Regions from separate parts of the Homo sapiens genome. Here region 2 is linked to region 1. A link is a contact called in ENCODE Hi-C or POLR2A ChIA-PET data. All regions are on one chromosome and are shown on one strand. Each heading gives the region's core, a stretch centred on a gene start or an enhancer-like site at or near the end of the contact. The rest is flanking DNA. Distances are from core to core; before and after follow the strand shown.

The links. Hi-C counts contacts between places; a loop is a spot of excess contacts on that map. ChIA-PET counts read pairs that join two places held with the same protein, here RNA polymerase II (POLR2A). Pooled maps may share reads with other maps.
Region 2: a map of B cell shows a loop between it and region 1 (2.2-fold over the local background). The contact joins the promoter of PTPN6 here to the promoter of LPAR5 in region 1. A Hi-C loop is called at or near these places in 1 of 168 maps with a recorded cell type or tissue (B cell), 1 of 37 single-sample maps with no recorded cell type and 2 of 50 pooled maps. POLR2A ChIA-PET finds 5 or more read pairs at or near these places in 5 of 52 experiments (CD4-positive, alpha-beta memory T cell, GM12878, PC-9 and 2 more).

The regions. Positions count from the first base shown.
Region 1 is chr12:6,634,064-6,640,161 of GRCh38, forward strand. LPAR5 (lysophosphatidic acid receptor 5) reads right to left here and starts at 1,896. Exons shown (of 2, transcript NM_020400.6): 1 at 1,844-1,896. It overlaps ACRBP (acrosin binding protein), which reads right to left. Exons shown (of 10, transcript NM_032489.3): 8 at 5,997-6,098; 9 at 4,891-4,974; 10 at 4,012-4,341. The coding sequence ends at 4,219. RefSeq lists an enhancer at 4,774-4,833.
Region 2 is chr12:6,950,106-6,956,292 of GRCh38, forward strand. PTPN6 (protein tyrosine phosphatase non-receptor type 6) reads left to right here and starts at 1,251. Exons shown (of 16, transcript NM_002831.6): 1 at 1,251-1,415; 2 at 1,504-1,626; 3 at 1,878-2,072; 4 at 4,700-4,889; 5 at 5,046-5,162; 6 at 5,267-5,380; 7 at 5,555-5,651; 8 at 6,037-6,116. The coding sequence starts at 1,408. RefSeq lists enhancers at 549-1,484, 1,485-2,418, 2,419-3,353, 3,458-3,717, 3,848-3,897 and 2 more.

The sequences.
Region 1 (6,098 bases), core at 646-3,145:
GGTGTGATCTCAGCTCACTGCAACCTCCGCCTCCCGGGTTCAAGGGATTCTCCTGCCTCAGCCTCCCGAGCAGCTGGGACTATAGGTGCGTGCCACCGTGCCCAACTAATTTTTGTCTTTTCAGTAGAGACGGGGGTTTCACCATGTTGCCTGGGATGGTCTCGATCTCTTGACCTTGTGATCTGCCCGCCTTGGCCTCCCAAAGTGCTGGGATTACAGGTGTGAGCCACCACGCTCCGCTCTACAAAAAAATTTCAAAAAACTAACAGAGGCCGAGTGTGTGACTCGCGCCTGTAATCCCAGCACTTTGGGAGGCAGAGGCGAATGGATCACTTTAGCGCGAGTTCAAGACCAGCCTGGGCAACATGGTGAAACCCTGTCTCTACACAAACACACACACACCCAAAAAAAATACAAAAAGTAGCTGGTTGTGGTGGCTCAAGCCTATATTTCCAGCTATTCTGGAGGCTGAGGCAGGATAATAGCTTGAACCCAGGAGGCGGAGTTTGCAGTGAGTCTAGATCATGCCACTGCACTTTAGCCTAGACGACAGAGCGAGACCCCATCTCAAAAAAAAAAAAAATTAGCCGGGCATGGTGGTGCCTGCCTGTAGTCCCAGGTACTCGGGAGGCTGAAGTGGGAGGATTGCTTGAACCCAGGAGTTTGAGGCTGCAGTGAGCCATGTTCATGCCACTGCACTCCAGCCTGGGCAACAGAGTGAGATCCTGTCTTGAAAAAAAAAATGGCTGGGCACCGTGGCTTATGCCTGTAATCCCAGCACTTTGGGAGGCCGAGGCAGGTGGATCATGAGGTCAGGAGTTCAAGACCAGCCTGGCCAAGATGGTAAAACCCTGTCTCTACTAAAAATGCAAAAATTAGCCGGGCATGGTGGTGCGTACCTATAATCCCAGCTACTCAGGAGGCTGAGGCAGAGAATTGCTTGAACCCAGGAGGCGGAGGTTGCAGTGAGCTGAGAGCGTGCCACTGCACTCCAGCCTGGGTGACAAAGGGAGACTCTGTCTCAAAAAAAAAAAAAAGAAAGGAAGGAAGGAAGAGAGAAAAAAAGGAGTAGTTCTGGAGATACAATCTGGTGGAGGTCCCCTTCTTGTCATGGGGGCCCCACAACCACAGGGAAGAGGTAGGCCCCATCCTCATGGTGTGATGTGAAGGTATCATAAAGCCCTGCTGACCTCCGAATATGTCCCCCACCTCCAAAATTCCATCCCCTGAAGCCACCATCTATCAGAGCCATAGGGACATCAAAGACCATCAGTCTAATCCCCTTATATAGATGCACCTTTTGGGTTAAGGCAGCACTTCCTGAAGACCCCATTACAGTACACCTTGGCTAGTTGGGAAGGATAACACTGAGAACACATCTCTGCCAGTCAACCCATTAGCAAGTTTGATTAGATCAGCTCATTGTCATCTGCCTGGCCCTGGGGGATGTGTGGTGTAGGGGTTGAGGTTTAACTGCGAGTGGAAAAAGTGTGTAAACAGTCCCCAGAGGGCCCTCCCTGGGAGGCCCAAGGCTCAGTTCCACAGTGGGGGCCTAGAGGGGGAGGGGGAGGACACAGCCTCTGCGAGATGCCCCAGAGTGGGGGCTTCAAGCATCAAAGAGGAGCACTCCCGAGGTGTAGCAGGCATGTTAGCTGTTTGTCCAGCGCCATCTGAAAAGATCTGTCTATTTGAGGCAGCTCCTTTCGGCTTTTTACTCTGTTCAGAAGGGTTTTCCAGGGCCCATGCCCACCCTCTTCTCTGTCCCCCACCCAAATCTCCCATTTCTACAGGGGGGTGCTCCCCTTGTGCTCCCTGTGCAGTTCAATTCGTGACACCCCCATACCTGTGCTCCGTGTTGCTCTGCGCTGCCCCAAGCTGGCTTCCGCTGCCTGCTCTGGGCTGGGCTGGGCTGGGCTGGGCTGGTAGGACCTGCTCCCAGGGCGGGAGGGGACACACCCACCTCAGCAGATCTCAGCCCATCCCTCCCAGCTCAGTGCACTCACCCAACCCCACACGGGCCAAGGAGAGAGTGAAGAGGAAGCATTGCCCTCAGAGGCCTTCACGGACTGGCCAGAGAAGAAACCCCAGCAGCTAAGGATACTTAATCCAGCCCCGACTAGGAACTGCCCCCACCCATCGTTCAGATATTCCTGCTGTGTCTGGGAACTCTTCCTGGCACACCCACCGTCTGATGCCAGATGACTAACCCACCAGCCTCTCGCTGTCCTCACCGGTTCCCCCTGGGTGTCTGTCTTCCTTTCCTAGGTCTGCCAGGTGGTTTAGTCCATGCTACTCGTGGCTTAGTCCATGCCACTCGTGGCTTGTGCCCCACCCTGCCCGGGGCCCTCTTCATGACAGTGCTCTGCTAGGTCCTGCCTCCCACTGAGCACACTTGGCTCCCGCATCGAGCAGTCACTAGGCTGGATGGTTCCTCTTTGCTTAGGTCTGTTTCTCCTCAGCCCGTTGTCTTGTGTCCTCGGGCCAGACAACACAGAGACAAGTGGCCCTGTGGGCACAGGGCTGGGCATGTTGTCCATGCTCAATAAATAAAAACAAGTTCAAGTTTTTTGGTGGTAGGTGGAAAAGGGATTGTGGTGAAATGAGTTTGGGAAGCACTAGGTTAAACAGGTTTCTCTATTACCGCGCTCCGGAGGGCCTTAACATGCTGTCAGATGATAGGCCTTGTGTTGATCATGGAAACTGGGTGAAGGGTACATGACAGTGCATTATACTTTTCTATTTTTGTGCATGTTTGAACTGTCATAGTAAGCAAGCTTTAACAAAATGCTGTTAATTACTGCGAACCTATAGAAGGGAGAGAGACTCTACAGTGTCCCTGGAACATACTTTGGGATATGTCAACTTATTAAAGGCCAATGCTGAGCCAGGCACGGTGGATCACACCTGTAATCCCAACACTTTGGGAGGCCGAGGCGGGCAGATCACGAGGTCAGGAGTTCAAGACCAGTCTGGCCAACATAGTGAAACCCCTTCTCTACTAAAAATACACAAAAAATTAGCCGGGCATGGTGGTGTGCGCCTGTAATCCCAGCTACTTAGGAGGCTGAGGCAAGAGAATCACGTGAACCCAGGAGGCGGAGGTTGCAGTGAGCCAAGATAGTGCCACTGCACTCTAGCCCAGGCAACAGAACAAGACTCCGTCTCACTAATAATAATAATAATAATAAAGGCCAATGCTGGAGTCATACCTCAATGTAGGTTGTTAAGATGCAACCACTTAAACATCCAGATCATCTGGCAAATTCCTGTACACCAAGGGTTTCCTTCCTGTAATCCCAGCACTTTGGGAGGCCGAGGTGGGAAAATTGCTTGAGCCCAGGAGTTCGAGACCAACCTGGGCAACATGGAGGGACCCCATCTCTACAAAAAAATATAAAAATTAGCCAGGCTTAGTGGCACATTCCTGTGGTCACAGGGACCTGAGAGGCTGAGGTAGGAGTGTGGCTGGAGCCCAGGAGGTCAAGACTGCAGTGGGTGGTGATCATGCCACTGCACTCCAGCCTGGGTGACAGAGCGAGACCCTGTCTCAAACACAAAACAACAACAACAAAAACAACCCCAAGGTTTCCTGATCTAGGCTATAGTTCCTGGTTTTTCCCTTCCTGATTAAGTGCAAGGTGCACACTCCCTATACCCCAGGATTGGTCCCTTTGGAAAAGATCTCATCAGGCTTTGGCCTTTATCCTACAGAGGAACAATACTACACTCGCATCTGACATCACGGGGCTTAGGGCTTCAGAAATGAAGACAGGTGCCCACATGCCCACATCATCCCTAGGGCCCCAGCCTTCTTGGCCTTCCTCAGTTCACCTCCCTGGGTTCTCAGGTCTTCTGCTTCTCCTGGCAGATGGCTGCTTCCCTGAGCACCATTCCCATGAGATTCTCTCACCGGCAGGTGGATCCATAAAACCAGGGGTTGGGGACTGACTGCCACGGGGCAGGGTAGCAGTGCTGAGGATGGGGATCATAACCAGAACAGGCCACACAGGCTGAAGATCAACATTTTATGTAAAGTCATCTTTTAAGGAGGGCGCAGCTCCCACCGTGGCCCTCTCTGGGACTGTTGCTCCAACCCAAGGAAATGTGAGTAGGGGCCGAGTAACAGACCCAGAAGGGGCAGCCTGAAAGCAATGGGGTCTCAAAACAATAGAGAACGTGGGCAGGTTGGGCTGGGGTGTGGGCAGAATAGACGCCAGCTCATCCGAACTGGCCTAGAGTCAAGGTGCTGAACTCCTGGCTCCATCGAAGCACAACGTCCTCACTTTTGCCAGGGCTCAGCGCACTGTAAGTCTCATTCTGCAGACATCTCATGCGGGACACCTACACAGAGATTCAGTGCAGACGGTCTGTATCACAGAGCCAGGTGCCAGGAGTGGGGAGGAGGGGAGGTGTCAGAAGCCCAAAAGAACGAGAGGTGGGCAGGCATGGGCACAGGGCAGTAGAGGGAAGGAGGAAACTCAAATGTGGGTTTTTAAAGCCAGAGGAGACATCAAGCAGCCCAACCCCTTTCATGCAGAAACAGGCGGCTGAGGCTCAGAGGGGGAAGTGCCTCATCCCAGGCTACTTGGTGAGTAAGAAGAGGAGACAGACCGAGACCTCAACGTCCAAGTCCTGGCCCAGCCAAGGGTTCTTCCTGTGGTGCTCTTAGGACCCTCCTCTGTTATCCACCAGCTGCCTAGGAGGGCCTTGCTTCCGCCAGGACTGGAGGAATGGAGGAGAGCCTGCTGGTGGAGGCCTCTGCCCCAGAGATGCAAGCAGGAACCGCTTTCCACATCCTAGCTGCTCGCAGAGGGGGCCTCAGAATAGACCAGTTATGGTGACTGATTGAGGGGGTGCTGGGAGAAGGAGGGGCAGGGCAGGGGTGCTCACCTTCCGATTGCGGTTTCTCATCAGACACTGCTGGCTTTTGAAGGAACAGTAGTTTGGGTACTGGATATAGTCTGTGTCACAAATCTAAGCCAAGAGCCAGAGAGAGGGAAGAGGGTATCAGAAGCCTCACCAGGCAGCAGCACTCCAGGGAATATCTGCTAGGGCAGAGCCAGGGGCAGGGTGTGGCCCAAGACCCAGGTCTTCCACACACAGGCGGCCCCTCACTCCGCTTTCCCTCTGCCTTTCCCCTGCCGCTCTGTCACAGGTTGCTGGGAAGAAGCCAGGAGCCTGGGAGAGTATGAGGCTGCCAGTCAGCTTACTGGGAAAGTGGCTGAGGAAGCGGGAATGGGGCAGGACGGGGTAGATAAGGGTCCAGAACATGGGACAGGGACCCGATTAGTGGCCTGATGTCAAGGATTTTTCTGGTAATGGTAGATAAGGGAAGGGGGAAGTGAGTCACTGCCTTCTTTGGACCTCGCCTCCCCATTCCAGATCAAGGGGCCCAGGGACAAGAGCTGGACATGGGCCCCCCAGCTCAGCTACCAGCCCTTGCTTCAGCTGCCCTTACTTTTCCTTGCCTTGGTTTTCCCTGCTAACTACAGGAGGAGAGGCCTGGATCTAAAACAACAGGTCATTCCACAGGGGAGGTAACTCAGGGGAACGGGGAGCCAAGTTGATTTAATTGAGCAGGGAAGGCACTGGAAGAGCTGGGAAGCCCGTCAGGCTAAGGCCGGGAAGTCCTGGATCACAGGGTTGGGCAGTGGTGCACGTGTCACTCAGTCATTTCTTGTAGAGATGACTCTTTGATTGAGTAGGAAGTGACTTGATCACAGCCACCCAGCAAGTAACTGGCAGAGTTGGGACCAGAACCTCTAGCTCCTGTTTTCTCAGCCCTCTGGGTCCCCACTCCTTTGCCTGCTCTATTGGTGGAGGGTGGGGTGGGGTGCAATGGTCTCTTGGAGAGAGGCAGGAGATTCAGTGAGGACGGGTTCTCAGAAGCCAGGGGCCCAAGCCCCCTTCCACAAACTAGCGCTACTCACAGCAAGTAACTGGAAGGAATGGGGTGAGGGTAGGGATGGGGCTGAGCTTTGGGGAAAGGTTCTAACCTTGGTAGGGAAATCCCCATCCTGGAAGCTAAGGAACTCAGTCTGGAGCCACCCAGAGACTCGGACATCTTCACAGCCTTTCGTGGCAAGCCGGGCACACCA
Region 2 (6,187 bases), core at 1-2,500, 320 kb after region 1:
AAACAGCATCCAGATAGAGACAAAGAGCCTTCCCTGTACCCTAAAAGTTTCCCAGAAATTGTTCCCAGTTAGCATATTTATTTTTATAAAGGTAATGCATGCCCATCATATAACATTCAAAAAGGTATGTAGAGAACCAAGTGTCTCCCCCAGCCCTGTCCTCCAGCCACCCAGTTTCCCTCCCTAGGGGAAGCCACCAATATGTGTTTCTTATGTATCCCCTGTTGAGCTGCTTTTCCTCGTTTTGGTTTGGCGGTGTTGATGTTTGTATTTGGAATTACAGGTAGGCAGCATCATATACCTTAGTGTTTAGGGCCTCTAAGATCAACCAGCCCTGAGAAAATCAGCCATGGTGAGGACCTTGTCCCCCAGCCCCCCAGGAGATAGGCCCCCTGGTGGGAGTGCTGGGGCAGGGCAGAGGCCTAGGGACAAGAATTAGAAAGGACCCATGTTGACAGGGCTGCTCAGGGTCATGTTGTCCATCCCTCTGCCACAGTGGCATGGACAAACTGCATATGTTGGTTAGAGGAGGGCACCCTTCTCTCTTGCAAGCATTGGCAAGGTCTTAACTATTAGTCTCCTGCTCCCATGGCAGCCCCTTTGGACAAGGAGGCTCTTAATCTCTGTTCTTTGAAGCCCTGAGGGCTGGTGTATAGGAGTTCAAAGCACTGGCTTTGGAACCGGACTGTCTGGGTTTGAATCCTGGCACTGCAGCTGACTCACTGATGGACTCAGGCAATGCCTTAAACTCCCTGAGCCTCAGGTTCCTTGTCTGTAAAATGATAAAGATAGCCCCTGTTTCATAGGGCTGTGGTGAGAAACCAATCAGACAAGGCATGTGAACGCCATTATAGCACAGCGCCCGGCATCCAGCAGGACTCACTCGATGACAGTTGTCACCGCCATCATTGTTATTAGCGTGGGCCAGGGAGGGCTGCGTAAAAGCAGCTGGTGGAGGAGGGAGAGATGCCGTGGGACCGTCTGGGTTCGCATGCGTGAAGTATTATCTGGGCCTGGAGTGTGCAAGGCACACATGTGTCCTTACTGCATGTGTTGTCACATATGTGCAATGCCATGCTCCTGAGCCTTTGATTGCAGACGTGTGGGAAGTGGGCCCCGTCCCCACCCCCAGTGCCACCCTGCTCTGCTTCTCTTCCCTTGCTGTGCTCTAAAACGAGAAGTACAAGTGAGTTCCCCCAAGGGGTCGGCCGCGCCTCTTCCTGTCCCCGCCCTGCCGGCTGCCCCAGGCCAGTGGAGTGGCAGCCCCAGAACTGGGACCACCGGGGGTGGTGAGGCGGCCCGGCACTGGGAGCTGCATCTGAGGCTTAGTCCCTGAGCTCTCTGCCTGCCCAGACTAGCTGCACCTCCTCATTCCCTGCGCCCCCTTCCTCTCCGGAAGCCCCCAGGATGGTGAGGTAAGGGCCTGCCACCCACGGTAGACAGGAGGCAAGGGTGCCTGGTGCCCACGGGACCCCTCCTCACTGCCCTGCCTGGGCCGCCCAGGTGGTTTCACCGAGACCTCAGTGGGCTGGATGCAGAGACCCTGCTCAAGGGCCGAGGTGTCCACGGTAGCTTCCTGGCTCGGCCCAGTCGCAAGAACCAGGGTGACTTCTCGCTCTCCGTCAGGTAGGTGGGCCCCCCGCAACCCCGGGCATTTTGGCCACTCTCTTGTGCCATCCAGGCCCTGAACCACTCATTCCTGGTTCCCCGTGGCAGTGCTGACTCCCCGTCTGTTCCCTTGCCCCCAACCCCCACACTCCCCATCCCTGTCTGTGCCCACCCATGCCCATGTGTGCCCCCACCCAGGACCTCAGCCGATCCCTGCCCTCCTGCCTCTACTCCTGCACCGACTGGCCTCACCGCCTGGTGCCCTGCAGGGTGGGGGATCAGGTGACCCATATTCGGATCCAGAACTCAGGGGATTTCTATGACCTGTATGGAGGGGAGAAGTTTGCGACTCTGACAGAGCTGGTGGAGTACTACACTCAGCAGCAGGGTGTCCTGCAGGACCGCGACGGCACCATCATCCACCTCAAGTACCCGCTGAACTGCTCCGATCCCACTAGTGAGAGGTGAGGGCTCCGCACCCCCGCCATTCCCAAGCAGGGATGAGCCGGCTCCCACCCTGAACAGCCAGGGAGGCAGGGAGACTGGCAGCCGGCGCTGCCTACCCTCCATCCCCTCCCCTCCCTGCACCAGCTGGGGCTCTCAATGTCCCTCCTCCCTGCTGTCCTGGGACCTGGTGTCTCAGAGCCTAACCTACCACCCTTTCCACCTAACCCCGAGGAAGCCACAGAAAGCTGCCTCGCCCTACTCCGGGAGCCCTGGCCGCTGCAACCCAGGTCCCACTGGAGACAGGGAGGCCACTGCTGGTGGCCAGCATGTCGTGCAGGCCAGCTCTGTTGTTAGAAAGCTCTTCTTCCTCTGGAATCGAGCCTGCCTTCCTCCGTCTGCCCCTCACCCCAGCACATGTTAGGACAGTGAGGAGCTGACACTGGGGTGAAGATGGGGATGAATGCTTGCCAAGACACTTGATGCCTTGTCCCAGCCGCCCCGTGGGGATGGGTCTGTCCTGTGGGGTCAAATAGGTCTCCGGCCCAAACAGAGATCATTGAGAGCACGATGTGAAGTGTTCACCTGTGTAAAGTGTCTCACGCTGTCCCGGGCACAGAGTAATACTCCAGGCATTTCCTTCCTGTGGCCTCCCCGACTCCTCCTGTGGTCTCCCAAAGGCATGGGCTGGGGGCTGGGGGCTCTGAATGCTCCTCATGACACCATGGCTCCTTTCAGCAGCCGCATCTCAATGCCAGATCCCCTTAGAGTAAAGGGCAGCGGAATAACGCTAGGGGGTTTTCACATGCACCCCTGGGCCAAGCCGACTTGCCCTTGCCGTGGATCCCTGCATTCATGGATCGGTTATTGAAATGATCGGGAACCTTGCTCCTGCCAGCTTGCAGCCTCTCTGAGATTCGGGCCTCCAAACTGCATCAATATTTTTGGTCAAGGCACTGATTGAAACTTAGAGCTGGATTCGGTCACGGTGCAGCCCTGTGGCCCACCTGGGAGGCCTCCTTTCCTGGATCGGCCTCCTTCAAGGCCTTCCCTCTCTCTGTGAGCCTCACATGGCTGGCTCCGTGTCTGCCCCCTGCCCTTCCTCTTCCCCACCGCAACACTCAGGGGGCTTTTGGCACCGAGACCCTCTAAAGCTCATGTCCTCTCTTTCTCCTTGCCTCCAGCCAGGAGAGGAGGACGGGCTGACCAGTGCCTGGAGGTGGAAGAGAGGAGCAGGGCCCCAGGAGGCCCCTGCAGAGGAGGCTGAGGCCTGGGTTCAAGGAGAAGAGAGAAGAGAGAGAAGGAAGGGAGGGCAGTGCCGGGGCGGGAGGTTAAGACCAGGGAAGCCGCACTGGAGGCCCTTTTGGGTGACCCGTCCCAGGAGCCAGTGTCACCCCTGAGCCTGGGAGTGTGTGAGAGGCTCTTTCTCCCAGGTTCTGCTGTGTCCTCTGCCTTGTCTGTGCGCCTCCTCCTCTGCGAGAATTTGCATCTGTCCCTCGGTGGCTCTGCGCTTCCTGTGGTCAGCCTGACATTTGCATGGAGACTTCCTCATCCTGGGGCCTGAGGGAAGGGGCTCAGCCCCCTCCCCGCTACCTGGGGTCCTAGCCTGTCCCCAGGCGGTGGGCTGAAGTAGCCCAGTGGGGTTAGGAGGCTCTGGGGGTCTCTCGGCTGGAGTCACCTCCGGGCAGGGGTGAGATGGGTTGGGACAGACTGGTCCTCCCCTCCTTCCCCCCATCCCTGCGGTTGGAAAATTTGCCCGCCCTCCCCTCGTCCCTGGGCTGAGGAAACCTCACAACCTCACTTCTCACTCTCTCCCCAGAAGGAGTTTTGTGTTTTTTCCATCACGTGGTTTCCTGTGGGGCTGGGCTTTGTGGGGCTACAGTTTCCTCCTGGGAAAGGGGTGTGCTTCGGGGAAAGGGCTTAGTTCTGCTTTCTGCCCTGACAGCCCCTTCAAATCCGTTTGAACCCTGGGCTCCCCTTCAGTGACATCATCCAGGGCACCCCAGAACCCCCTACACCACTCTTTCCCCAGTGGGGTTGTCTTCCCCGCCTCCCTGGCGGAGCGCACCCCATCCGCCTTCCTTGTGACTTGAGTCTGTGTGTCCATCTCCCACCACTCCCTGTGGTGTGGCCTCGGTCTGCGTTTCTCTTTGCCTCTGGTCTCTGCTGGGGCACAGTCCCATCCTTCACGGAGATTCATCCTTAGCTTCTCTCCTCCAAATATTTTGAATATTGCCAGCCTTTCTGCCTTTCAGAGGTGGGCTCTGGGTTCGAAGCCCGGTTAGAACTCTGGAGGCTAGGATGGCTTGAACCTGGGAGGTCGAGGCTGCAGAGAGCTGTAACCGCGCCACTGCACTCCAGCCTGGGCAACAGAGCTCTGGAAGCTTGCCCTAGAGTCAGTCAAGGGCCCTAGGCCAGTGAGTAACAGCTCAGCGTCAGTTTCCTCATCTATAAAATGGGGGTAATATCATACCTAGCTCTCAGCATGTTTGTGAGAGACCTAAATGAGGTGGTGGATTTGGAAGCATGTAGCGCAGTGCCTGGCACACAGTAGGTGCTTGATTTCCGGCCCCTCTCTGTGAATGTCTCTGCTCAGCGCCTTCCCCTGTGGCCTGGGTCTTACCTTCCCTGACGCTGCCTTCTCTAGGTGGTACCATGGCCACATGTCTGGCGGGCAGGCAGAGACGCTGCTGCAGGCCAAGGGCGAGCCCTGGACGTTTCTTGTGCGTGAGAGCCTCAGCCAGCCTGGAGACTTCGTGCTTTCTGTGCTCAGTGACCAGCCCAAGGCTGGCCCAGGCTCCCCGCTCAGGGTCACCCACATCAAGGTCATGTGCGAGGTAAGGCAGCCAGGCGGCGGGGGAGCCTCTGCTGAGGCTCCTGTCTGTGACCACAGTGTGGGTGGCAGGGAGGGTCTGCCTGGGCTTGAATTCAAGGCTGGGGACCCAGGGAGGGAGACTCAAGTCCTGTGAATGGCCTAATTTGGCTCCCCCCAGGGTGGACGCTACACAGTGGGTGGTTTGGAGACCTTCGACAGCCTCACGGACCTGGTGGAGCATTTCAAGAAGACGGGGATTGAGGAGGCCTCAGGCGCCTTTGTCTACCTGCGGCAGGTCAGGGGTGGGCCCAGCTGCCTCCCCACTTCCCCTGAGCTGTCCCCCAGATGTGAGCTTCTGGGATCTCTGAGTTGCTGACTTCTCGCTCTTCCCCACCCCAGCCGTACTATGCCACGAGGGTGAATGCGGCTGACATTGAGAACCGAGTGTTGGAACTGAACAAGAAGCAGGAGTCCGAGGATACAGCCAAGGCTGGCTTCTGGGAGGAGTTTGAGGTGCATGGTGGGGACCGGCAGGGCTGGGGCAGCTGAGGTGGTGGCAGCGGCCTGGGGCCCCAGGCGGACACCTTCCCCTCCTTGCCCACCTCTGCTCCTGACCCACCCCACGTGAGCTCCCCCGATGGATGCCCTCTTTGGGAGCTGATGCTCATTTCCCCACCCACATCTCAGAGTTTGCAGAAGCAGGAGGTGAAGAACTTGCACCAGCGTCTGGAAGGGCAGCGGCCAGAGAACAAGGGCAAGAACCGCTACAAGAACATTCTCCCCTGTGAGCACCCAGGCTGCCCCATTCACCCAGGATACCGCCCCTGCCCCAGCTGCCTCCCCTCATCTCACAGGTCTCCACCCTCCACGCCAGGAGGGGCCATCTCCCCACACCCCCCACAGAGCCTCCCCCTTCTCCAAAAGGCCTCTACTCCTCCCAGAAGTGCCTCCCCACCACCAGCAGGCAGGTTGCCCCCTGCTCCCAACCTCCTTGTGAACTCCCTCACTCCCTCCATACAGATGATCCCCCACCCCTGCTGCCCACAGTCCCCCGCAAGCCTCATGGCTTCTGAGACCAGAATGGCCTGTTAGCTCAGGAGGGTCTGACCCAGGTGTGGTGAGTCCCTGGCTAACCCAGACCATCTCGCCTCCTCTCCGCCCACTCCCAGTTGACCACAGCCGAGTGATCCTGCAGGGACGGGACAGTAACATCCCCGGGTCCGACTACATCAATGCCAACTACATCAAGGTCAGCAGTGTGGGCCACGTGGGAGGAGAGGCTGGGCCCTGGGAATTCCCTGTCTGGTGGGGGGACCCTAG